Linked DNA regions of Homo sapiens: region 1 is linked to region 2. Evidence: chromatin contacts called from ENCODE Hi-C data. All regions are on one chromosome and are shown on one strand. The core of a region is the stretch at or near the end of the contact, and the rest is flanking DNA. Distances in the headings are between cores, read along the strand shown. Region 1 holds the start of KRTAP10-11 (keratin associated protein 10-11). Region 2 holds the start of TRPM2-AS (TRPM2 antisense RNA).

The links. A loop is a pair of places that touch in the nucleus more often than their neighbours do. Pooled maps may share reads with other maps.
Region 1: a loop to region 2 is called in a map of upper lobe of right lung, with 7 times the contacts of the local background. The contact joins the promoter of KRTAP10-11 here to the promoter of TRPM2-AS in region 2. A Hi-C loop is called at or near these places in 1 of 168 maps with a recorded cell type or tissue (upper lobe of right lung) and 1 of 50 pooled maps.

What each region holds. Positions count from the first base shown.
Region 1 is chr21:44,644,457-44,648,837 of GRCh38, forward strand. It overlaps KRTAP10-11 (keratin associated protein 10-11), which reads left to right and starts at 1,958. Exons shown (of 1, transcript NM_198692.3): 1 at 1,958-3,194. The coding sequence starts at 2,003. The coding sequence ends at 2,899. All of the region lies in intron 1 of TSPEAR (thrombospondin type laminin G domain and EAR repeats), which reads right to left. RefSeq lists an enhancer at 2,633-3,497.
Region 2 is chr21:44,422,905-44,427,808 of GRCh38, forward strand. TRPM2-AS (TRPM2 antisense RNA) reads right to left here and starts at 2,659. Exons shown (of 3, transcript NR_109964.1): 1 at 2,246-2,659; 2 at 472-577. TRPM2 (transient receptor potential cation channel subfamily M member 2) reads left to right here. Exons shown (of 32, transcript NM_003307.4): 23 at 741-828; 24 at 1,948-2,035; 25 at 2,766-2,923; 26 at 3,756-3,832; 27 at 4,106-4,207. RefSeq lists enhancers at 507-566, 3,582-4,493, 4,494-4,904.

The sequences.
Region 1 (4,381 bases), core at 708-3,207, 220 kb after region 2:
GTTATAAAAAATGAAATCAAAATTATCTAACAAAAACGGGAGGCTCAGCAGGGTCCTTCATATGTTTGTAGAAAAGAGAAGCAGACAGAAACAGGTTAGGGAGTAAATTGGAGCAGGACCCTAATGCACTGGAATAAAATAGTCTTTTATTCAGAAAACTGAATGAACTGCCACCAATGAGCAGACTATCTGATGTCCAAGGAAACAAGAAAAAAACATTTAAAAACTCAAAGTAACATCATCAGAGTGAATGGATAACATATTTCATTCATCACAAGATGAAATAAAAAGTCATAAAAAGAGAGACCAGGAAAGATGAAATTATTATTAAAAATGGAAAAACACTTCGGAGATAAGTCTTTATATTGAAAGGCTCAATAAGTTCTAACCACTGAAAGTAAAATAATGCATTAGCCTAGAAACAAAAGCGTGACACTTTAGAACAATAAAAAGAAACCCAAATGCTCCCAGAGAGTTAAGGAAAGAGAGAAACTAAAAAATGACAAATGACCAGTATCAGACTGTCATCGGCAACACTGGACATCACAAAAAAATGGTGACATGTGTTCATCATTTTGAGGAAAAGTAATTTAAAACCAGAATTTTATACCCAGCTAAACTATCATTATAAATGTGAGGATAAAGTTGACATATTTTCAGACAAGCAAGGAATCTTAAAATGTATGTCCTAAAATCACCATATATGAAAAAGTACTTGATCTTTCACCAAGGCAAAATGAAAATTGAAATAATCCAGAGTGCAGCTTCAAATAAAACAAAGAGCCTCTGAGGGTGGCATGGAAGAGCTGAAGAGACAAAAATAAAGCTTGGATCCACCAGCTACTGAATCTCTGAGCATTCTCCTTACAAGGTGTGAGGGATCGAAGGGAGGGCCACTTAGCTTTTTTTTTTTTTTTTGAGACAGAGTCTTGCTCTGTCACCTAGGCTGGGGTGCAATGGTGCAATCTCAGCTCACTGCAACCTCCACCTCCTGGGTTCAAGAATTCTCCTGCCTCAGCCTAAGTAGCTGGGACTACAGGCACATGCCACCATGCCTGGCTAATTTTTTGTATTTTTAGTAGAGACCGGGTTTCACCATGCTGGCCAGGCTGGTCTCAAACTCCTGACCTCGTGATCCACCCACCTCAGCCCCCCAAAGTACTGGGATTAGAGGCATGAGTCACCACGCTCAGCCAGCTTCCTCTTATCTTATCGTCTGTGCCGTTTTTATTTCATATGAAGTGTACATTTTTCTCCATGTTTATGTTTTAAGATGCTAAAAGTAATAAAATATATCTAATCAGTCCAGAAACAGGATAGGTGGAAACAGAATTGCTTCCTTTGGAGAAACGTTCATCTCTAAAACCTCAACTCAACAAAAGCTTGCTTGAAATATTTTCCGGCCGGACGCGGTGGCTCACGCCTGTAATCCCAGCACTTTGGGAGGCTGAGGCGGGTAGATCATGAGGTCAGGAGTTCAAGACCAGCCTGGCCAAGATGGTGAAACCCCGTCTCTACTAAAAATACAAAAATTACAGCGTGCCTGTAATCCCAGCTACTCGGGAGGCTGAGGTGGGAGAATCGCTTGAACCCAGGGGGCGGAGGTTGCAGTGAGCTGAGATCGCGCCACTGCACTCCAGCCTGGGTGACAGAGCAAGACTCCCTCTCAAAAAAAAAAAAAAAAAAAAAAAAAAAAAAGGAAATATTTTCCACCACATTTCTGTGGCCAAAATAAAAACTGATGAAGAAACAGAGCCCTGCGACATACATACCAGTTTAATAAGGGAAAAACAAAGAGATAAACCAGCATGAATGATGCATCTCCAGCCACCAGCTGTAAACACCAACAAGGAAGAAAAGCTTGTGGAGCCTCCTGTTGGGACAACACATGCCAGGGAGGGATTTAAAAGCCCCACAGCCCTGAGCACCTCACTCACTCACTCACACACACACTCACACACTCACTTACACCTCCCCCAGCTCACCTCCTCCCCACCCCAGCATGGCCGCGTCCACCATGTCTGTCTGCTCCAGCGCTTACTCCGACTCCTGGCAGGTGGACGACTGCCCAGAGAGCTGCTGTGAGCCCCCCTGCAGCGCCCCCAGCTGCTGCGCCCCGGCCCCCTCCCTGAGCCTGGTCTGCACCCCAGTGAGCTGTGTGTCCAGCCCCTGCTGCCAGGCGGCCTGTGAGCCCAGCGCCTGCCAATCAGGCTGCACCAGCTCCTGCACGCCGTCATGCTGCCAGCAGTCTAGCTGCCAGCCGGCTTGCTGCACCTCCTCCCCCTGCCAGCAGGCCTGCTGTGTGCCTGTCTGCTGCAAGACTGTCTGCTGCAAGCCTGTGTGCTGTGTGCCTGTCTGCTGTGGGGCTGCTTCTTCGTGCTGCCGGCAGTCTAGCTGCCAGCCAGCTTGCTGTGCCTCTTCCTCCTGCCAGCCGGCCTGCTGTGTGCCCGTCTGCTGCAAGCCTGTGTGCTGTGTGTCCACCTGCTCTGAGGATTCCTCTTCATGCTGCCAGCAGTCTAGCTGCCAGCCAGCTTGCTGCACCTCCTCCTCCTACCAGCAGGCCTGCTGCGTGCCTGTCTGCTGCAAGACTGTCTACTGCAAGCCCATCTGCTGTGTGCCTGTCTGCTCTAGGGCTTCCTCTTCACGCTGCCAGCAGCCTAGCTGCCAGCCAGCTTGCTGCACCACCTCCTGCTGCAGACCCTCCTCCTCTGTGTCCCTCCTCTGCCACCCCGTGTGCAGGTCCACCTGCTGTGTGCCCGTCTCCTCCTGCTGTGCCCCCACCTCCTCCTGCCAGTCCAGCTGCTGCCGCCCGGCCTCCTGCGTGTCCCTCCTCTGCCGCCCCGCAAGCTCCCGCCTGGCCTGCTACAGCCTCTGCTCAGGCAAGAAGTCCAGCTGCTGAGTGCTCAATCCTTGTCTCCTGCTGACTGTGTCTTTGCTGCCAAGCAGGATTCTCCAGTCTCAGGAGCCCCTGGAGTCCTCAGAATCCACCAGCTCCATCAGTAGCCACAGAGCTGCTGCCTGAAGGGGATTTTGAGCGCGTCACACTTTCCTCCCCACTGTCTGGGAAGAGACAACCCACAAATCCCTCAGCAGGTGGACTGTGGCTTTCTGGAGCCCCCTTCTCCAAATGTGTTGCTTATACCCAATGTGACAAAGAAGAACTGCTCTAATCAATAAATTCTTGAGTCAGGAAATACGGGCTGGTGTGCACTTTCTGCTCTTCCCCTGAGCCCCTCTGCCTACTCCAAATTTGGGGTGTGGGACCCACTGTCTTGTTAAAGGCAGACAGGACAGTGTCTCTCATTCCGAGATCAAACACTTGGAAGACAGCAGGCTTTGAAAGCAAATGTGATCAGCTCCACACTCTTCCTGCAGCCAAAGCCCTGCCCACAGGGGATGAGCCTCCAAGCTGAGCCAGGGAGGGGAGCAGAGCTGAGTGGGCTCGGCCTCTGGTGAGCTTTGGGCCACCCGCCCATGCCTGTCCCCTGCCAGTCCAAGCTAAAGCTGAGTCGGGAAGAAGCAGAAATCCCGTTCAGTTGGGACCTGAGAGCCCCAGGCACCGTGCTGGCCTCGTGGTGTGTGGGCCGTGGAAAAGGTGCCCACACAGAGGGCTGCCCCGAGAGTTTGAGGGCCACTCTGTGTGCTCTGAAGCACTAGCAATTTCATGGGCCCCAAGAGGGGTCCTGGAGTTACTCAGACGTCACTCATCCTACTCAGGGTTTAAGGCCTGGGTGAGGAGACACAGAGCAAAAAGACACCTTATCGATGAACCCTTAGGACAGTGGGAGAGGATGAGGCTGTAGTCTCAGTGGACCACTAGCACTGGAGAGTGAAGAGGGCACTAGTGAGACCAGTCAGGTCAGCACCTCCTCAGGAGGCTGGGAGGGCCCAGGGAAGAAGCAACAGAACAAAAACCCCAAGAGGACCTTGAACCAGAAAGTAGCTGAATTTAAACCCACGTGGACTCATAAATCTCTCAGTCTTCCAGAGTTTATTCAACCCGTGTCCGTTACTTGCTTATTCAAATATTAAGAAAAATACGGCCATCCCCATAAATAAGTGGACAAAGGCCTTCATGGACCTTTCATAGCACAAACAGTTAAAAAAAGAGGGGGAGATGTTTCCACCTCACCACTAACCAAAGGAACAGGGGAGCCTAAGGCACAGGGGAGTCGGCACAGGGCGCACCAACATTGCTGAGGCCAAGCCGCTGTGCAGCCAGCGGGCAGACGCACCCAGGGCCGCAGCCTCCAGGGCACCAGAGACTTTCAGCCTCCCGATGGCTCCCGAGGGGAAAGGCAGGGACAGCCATGGCCGAGCACAGCTTGTGACACCCGGGCCCCTGTGCTCTCTGTGGCAGCTGACATGCAGGTCTGCTGGT
Region 2 (4,904 bases), core at 1,409-3,908:
CAGAAACCAAACATTTCCAGAATAATAGCGCCGCTCTACAACCCCACAAAATAAGACAGAAGCCAAATACTCCCAGAAAAACAGCGCTGCTCCACAACCCCCACAAAATACGACAGACACCAAACATCCTTAGAACAGCAGCACTGCTCCACGACCCCCACAAAATAAGACAGAAACCAAACATTTCCAGAATAATAGCGCCGCTCTACAACCCCACAAAATAAGACAGAAGCCAAATAACTCCCAGAAAAACAGCACTGCTCCACAACCCCCACAAAATACGACAGACACCAAACATCCTTAGAACAGCAGCACTGCTCCACGACCCCCACAAAATAAGACAAAAACCAAATATTCCCCAAGCAACAGTGCCGCGCCACATCACCCCCAAAACAAAACCAACCTCTGCTGTGCCCAGAGGAAGTTTCATTGTTTGTGACCTGTCACCTGGCCCTCCCTCAGTTCACTCACCTCCCCCTCTCTCCTGGGACCGACAGGCTGCCAGAGCTTGCCATGTGAGCCTCGGCTGTCCGTCTGCTGAGACATCTTCCCCTCTGGGGCCCTGGGCAGTTTGGTTCTATGGGAGAAATGCATGTTAGAAATAGTTTCATATTAAGAGGAAGCAAAGGCTGACACAGGGCCTTGGTGGCTGCATCTGGCAGGGCTGTCTGCAGAGCGGTGTGGCGTTCCCAGGGCCCCAAGGTGTGGTGTGCGTCCAGCTCAGCTGCTTCCTCTTTCAGGGTTGACGCCATGGTGGACCTGCTGGACCTGGACCCACTGAAGAGGTCGGGCTCCATGGAGCAGAGGTTGGCCTCCCTGGAGGAGCAGGTGGGTCCGAGGTCGGGGCCTCCGTCAGGAGGTGCCACTGCTGGGCCTGGTGGGCGGCTCTGCCATGTGGTGGCACCAAGAAGGAGGGCTCTGAGGAGTGATGGTGAGGAGGAGGCCGGAACGTTGGGGCAGCCATTCCCAGCTGGAAGAGGCACCCTGTGTGTCCTCCAGAAAACCCCGCCCAAGGGTTTCTGTGACTGAGTTCCTTCTGTGTGCACTGAGGCCTCCACGGCCGGGCTGTGCTCCTCGCTGCTCCCAGGAAACAGAGTGCTTCTCCCCTCCCGGCCTCCAGGGAGGCTGTGGGACTCTGTGCCTGAGCCCTGGAGAGGCCGCAAGACCGAGGTGGGGAGGACTTAGAGACGGCCTCTCAGGGTCTGCTCCCACCACCCCATCAACGTCCACCAGCTGGGCCGGGCTGTGCTGTCCAACAACAGCACCTGCGGCCACGGCAGCCCCTGCGGGCAGTGCTGAGCCCTGTGGATGGCTCAGCCACCCTGTGCTGCTGCTCCCAGCCTTGCTCTGTGGGGCAGGGCTGGGACCTGTGCTGCTGGGGCATCCACCATCCACCAGTCCTGCCCGTTGCACCCAGGGGTCTGCCCAGGCCGCCCTCTACCCCTGTCTTGGCCATGCTGGGACCCCTGACAGGGTGCCCAGCACTGAGCCACACGAGTGAGACATGTCCCACTGTCCCCTGTGGGAGGCGCATCAGCCTCTGGGGAGGCTCCTCCTGGGAGGTGCAGGAACCCTGGAAGCCTCTGGCTTTGGCGGCCTGTGACCTCTCCCTGTGGTGCAGAATTGCCTGACTGTGCCTTCATGCTGGCTCCATCCTCTGGCTTGTCCAGTGCAGTGACAGTCCCACTGTTGTGTCTCTTGGGGAGGCTGCACCATCAGATGTGTGACTTGGCAGCCCCCGGGGGGAGCCGGGTGGGCCTGGGGCAGCGTTCTGGCTGGCTTGGTGGCTGCCTGGGGAGGACGTGGTGTCTCACTTTCAAAGGGCGCAGGGGCTGAGTGACAGGGGTGGGGCTCCTGGCTGGGGGAGTGAAGTCTCGGTGGGCAGTGGGGTGTGTACCATGCGTGTGGGTGGCAGGTGCTCACTGTGTCTCGGGCCATGCCTTCCAGGTGGCCCAGACAGCCCAAGCCCTGCACTGGATCGTGAGGACGCTGCGGGCCAGCGGCTTCAGCTCGGAGGCGGACGTCCCCACTCTGGGTGAGTGGGTGGCCAGGCCAGCAGCTGGTCTCCAGCCGCCTGTTTCTTTTGGGTCTGGGGTCAGTTGGGAGGAGAGGCAGCTGGGGGTGGGGGGCTCTGTCCAGGAGGAAGGCACTGGCTGCAGCCTGTTCCAGGCAGGGCCAGCGCCCTCAGGAACTCAGCCCACCCACCGACGCTGGCGCCGAGGCCCCGCCCAATCCCTGACCTGACCTGGTTCCTGGACGTCCACGGGGAGGCCTGGCCTGCTGTGCCCTGAGCTCCCCACATACCGCACTGCAGAGTGGGGGTGCGAGGCGGGCGGCTGCAGACTGTGTCTGAACCTGGTCACGTAGGCTGAGTGACGAGAAGCAAAGTCTGTTTTCCTAAATTCGCAGCCGGCTATGAAATGCACATCAGTAGCCTTCCTCGGGCTGCTGAGTTTCGCCGGCCCTCAAGGAGCATATTTGCCCTCGTAACCGCACTGCGAGTTCAGCTCATTGCCGAGGGCCCTGACTGCCGCTGCACAAAGAGGCAGGTGCCGGCGGGGACGCTGCCTGAGCTCCCGTGGCTGTCCTCCCTGGGGGCCCTGCCCACTTCAGAGCTGGTGTTCGACCTGCATGGCCATTTGGGCTCGGGGAGGTGGAGGAGCCCAGATGTTTTGGCGGAAGGACCACAGAGGAAGTCCTTGTCCTGCGGGCGGGCACCTGAGCCCGGGCTCCGCCTTGCGTCACGTCTTCCTGACTGTCCCCAGCCTCCCAGAAGGCCGCGGAGGAGCCGGATGCTGAGCCGGGAGGCAGGAAGAAGACGGAGGAGCCGGGCGACAGCTACCACGTGAATGCCCGGCACCTCCTCTACCCCAACTGCCCTGTCACGCGCTTCCCCGTGCCCAACGAGAAGGTGCCCTGGGAGGTGAGCGCCTGCCCAAGCCCAACCAGGCGGAGTGGCCGGGCCCCTGGGGAGGGGAGGGCGGCCCTGTCCCCATCCATCTGGTATTAATCCTGGCTCCCAGCCACTGCAGCCACAGGGGGATCTGTGCGTCTGGCAGCCCCTGTTTGACATTTGAGGAAACCGAGGCACAGAGAAGTCAAGTCACAGGGGCCTCACAGCTGGAGGTGGTGGAGGGGCCTGAGGGGGGCACACTGATCCCCACAGAGCTCGAGGCTTAGGCTCCTCCCATGACCATCCCAGGGCCCAGCCCCCCGGCCCCATTCCCCCAGGTCATGCCCTGGTCCTAGACCCCACCCACCCCGGTGAATGGCTCTGGCCCCTTTCCAGGTGCCAGGCATGGAAGAGAGACAGAGACACAGAGACAGAGAGATGGCTAATGGCCCCTGGGAGACCCCCGCCCTCCTGGTGCAGGGCTTCTCTCTGGCCTATCCAGAACATTCCAGGCTGCTGCTTCCGCTGCCTCCCCTTGGTCTCTACCACATAGAATCCTCCTTGCCTCTAGGGTCCAGCTTAGCCCCCTGCCCCACTCTGGGAAGACCCCCAAGGCCCCCAAGTCACGGCCACCTGCCCTTCAGCTGGCCCCAGGGTGGGGGTCCCTGATCCCAGCCCCCGGCCCTGCCCAGCCCCCAGCTCTGCCTGGCACCCGGATCTGCCCAGCTTGGAGCTTCTGCCCTGCATGTTGGGATGTTGGGGTCGGGTTCAGACCCAGCTGAGCAGCCCTTTCACCCTGGTGCCTGGCCCAGCTTTGCAGTGGGGGTAAAAATCTGAGGGAAAACTCCCTGTTTTGCGACAGACGGAGTTCCTGATCTATGACCCACCCTTTTACACGGCAGAGAGGAAGGACGCGGCCGCCATGGACCCCATGGGAGAGTGAGTATGAGCCGCTGTCCGTGCTCCCAGCTGGCCCCAAACCCAGGGCCTCCTAGGGGCTCCCTTGAGAATCCCAGTCAGAGCCCAGCCCGGGGAGGTCCAGGTGAGCAGGAGGGGCCCGTGGGGGCCTGAAGGGGCCCAGCTCCTACTGTTGTGTACACCCAGCCTGCAGCTACTCGGCTGGGCCCTTGGTGGGGGGGTGATCCCTCTGCCTGTCTGCTCTGTCCCACCTGCAACACGGGCACACAGACACGCCTTCTCCTCTGCTCCCAGCACCCTGGAGCCACTGTCCACGATCCAGTACAACGTGGTGGATGGCCTGAGGGACCGCCGGAGCTTCCACGGGCCGTACACAGTGCAGGCCGGGTTGCCCCTGTGAGTGTGCCCCCTGCGGGCCCCGCCCCGTCAGCCTTTGGGGTTTGCCTGGGGGGCAGGTTTCCTCTCTGGGCAAAGGAAGCATTTTTCTCATAAAACAAAATCAAAAAAAGCACGTGAGCCACCGAAAGGAAGAAAACATCAACTCACTGCATCTCCGTAGCCCCCAGGACTGGGCTTGGGGGCGTGGGACTTGCCCCCTGGCCTCGGGCAGGCCCTGCCCCATGGTCCCTGCCGTAATCTGGGGACGTGGATTTGTCTGTGTACGTGGGGATGGCTGTGCTGGGAGAGGACGATGCCTCAGAGGATGGGCAGGGGCTGTGCGGCAGGGAGGGGACACGGAGATGGGCACTGGCAGGCTTACCTGGCCGGGAAGGTGGCCTCGCCTGGCATCCTGTTCCCCACAGGATCGGCGCTGCACCCATCACACAGGTGAGGAAACCCAAAATAAAGGTGTCAAGTGTCCTGTGAGCACCTACAAGTGCCCTGGAAGGAAGGAGCCTGGGAGTCTTGGACCCTGCCATGAGGAGGAGGTGGAGGAGGGGCCACCAGAACCTGGGACTGGGGGGTTGCCGGGATGTGGGGCATGAACCATGGAGCAGAGGAACCAAAGGGTCTGAAGGACGGGGGGACTGCGTGGCAGGCCTTTGCAGAATGCTCTGGAACAGGGTGTGGGCTCCTCTGCCTGGAGCCGGAG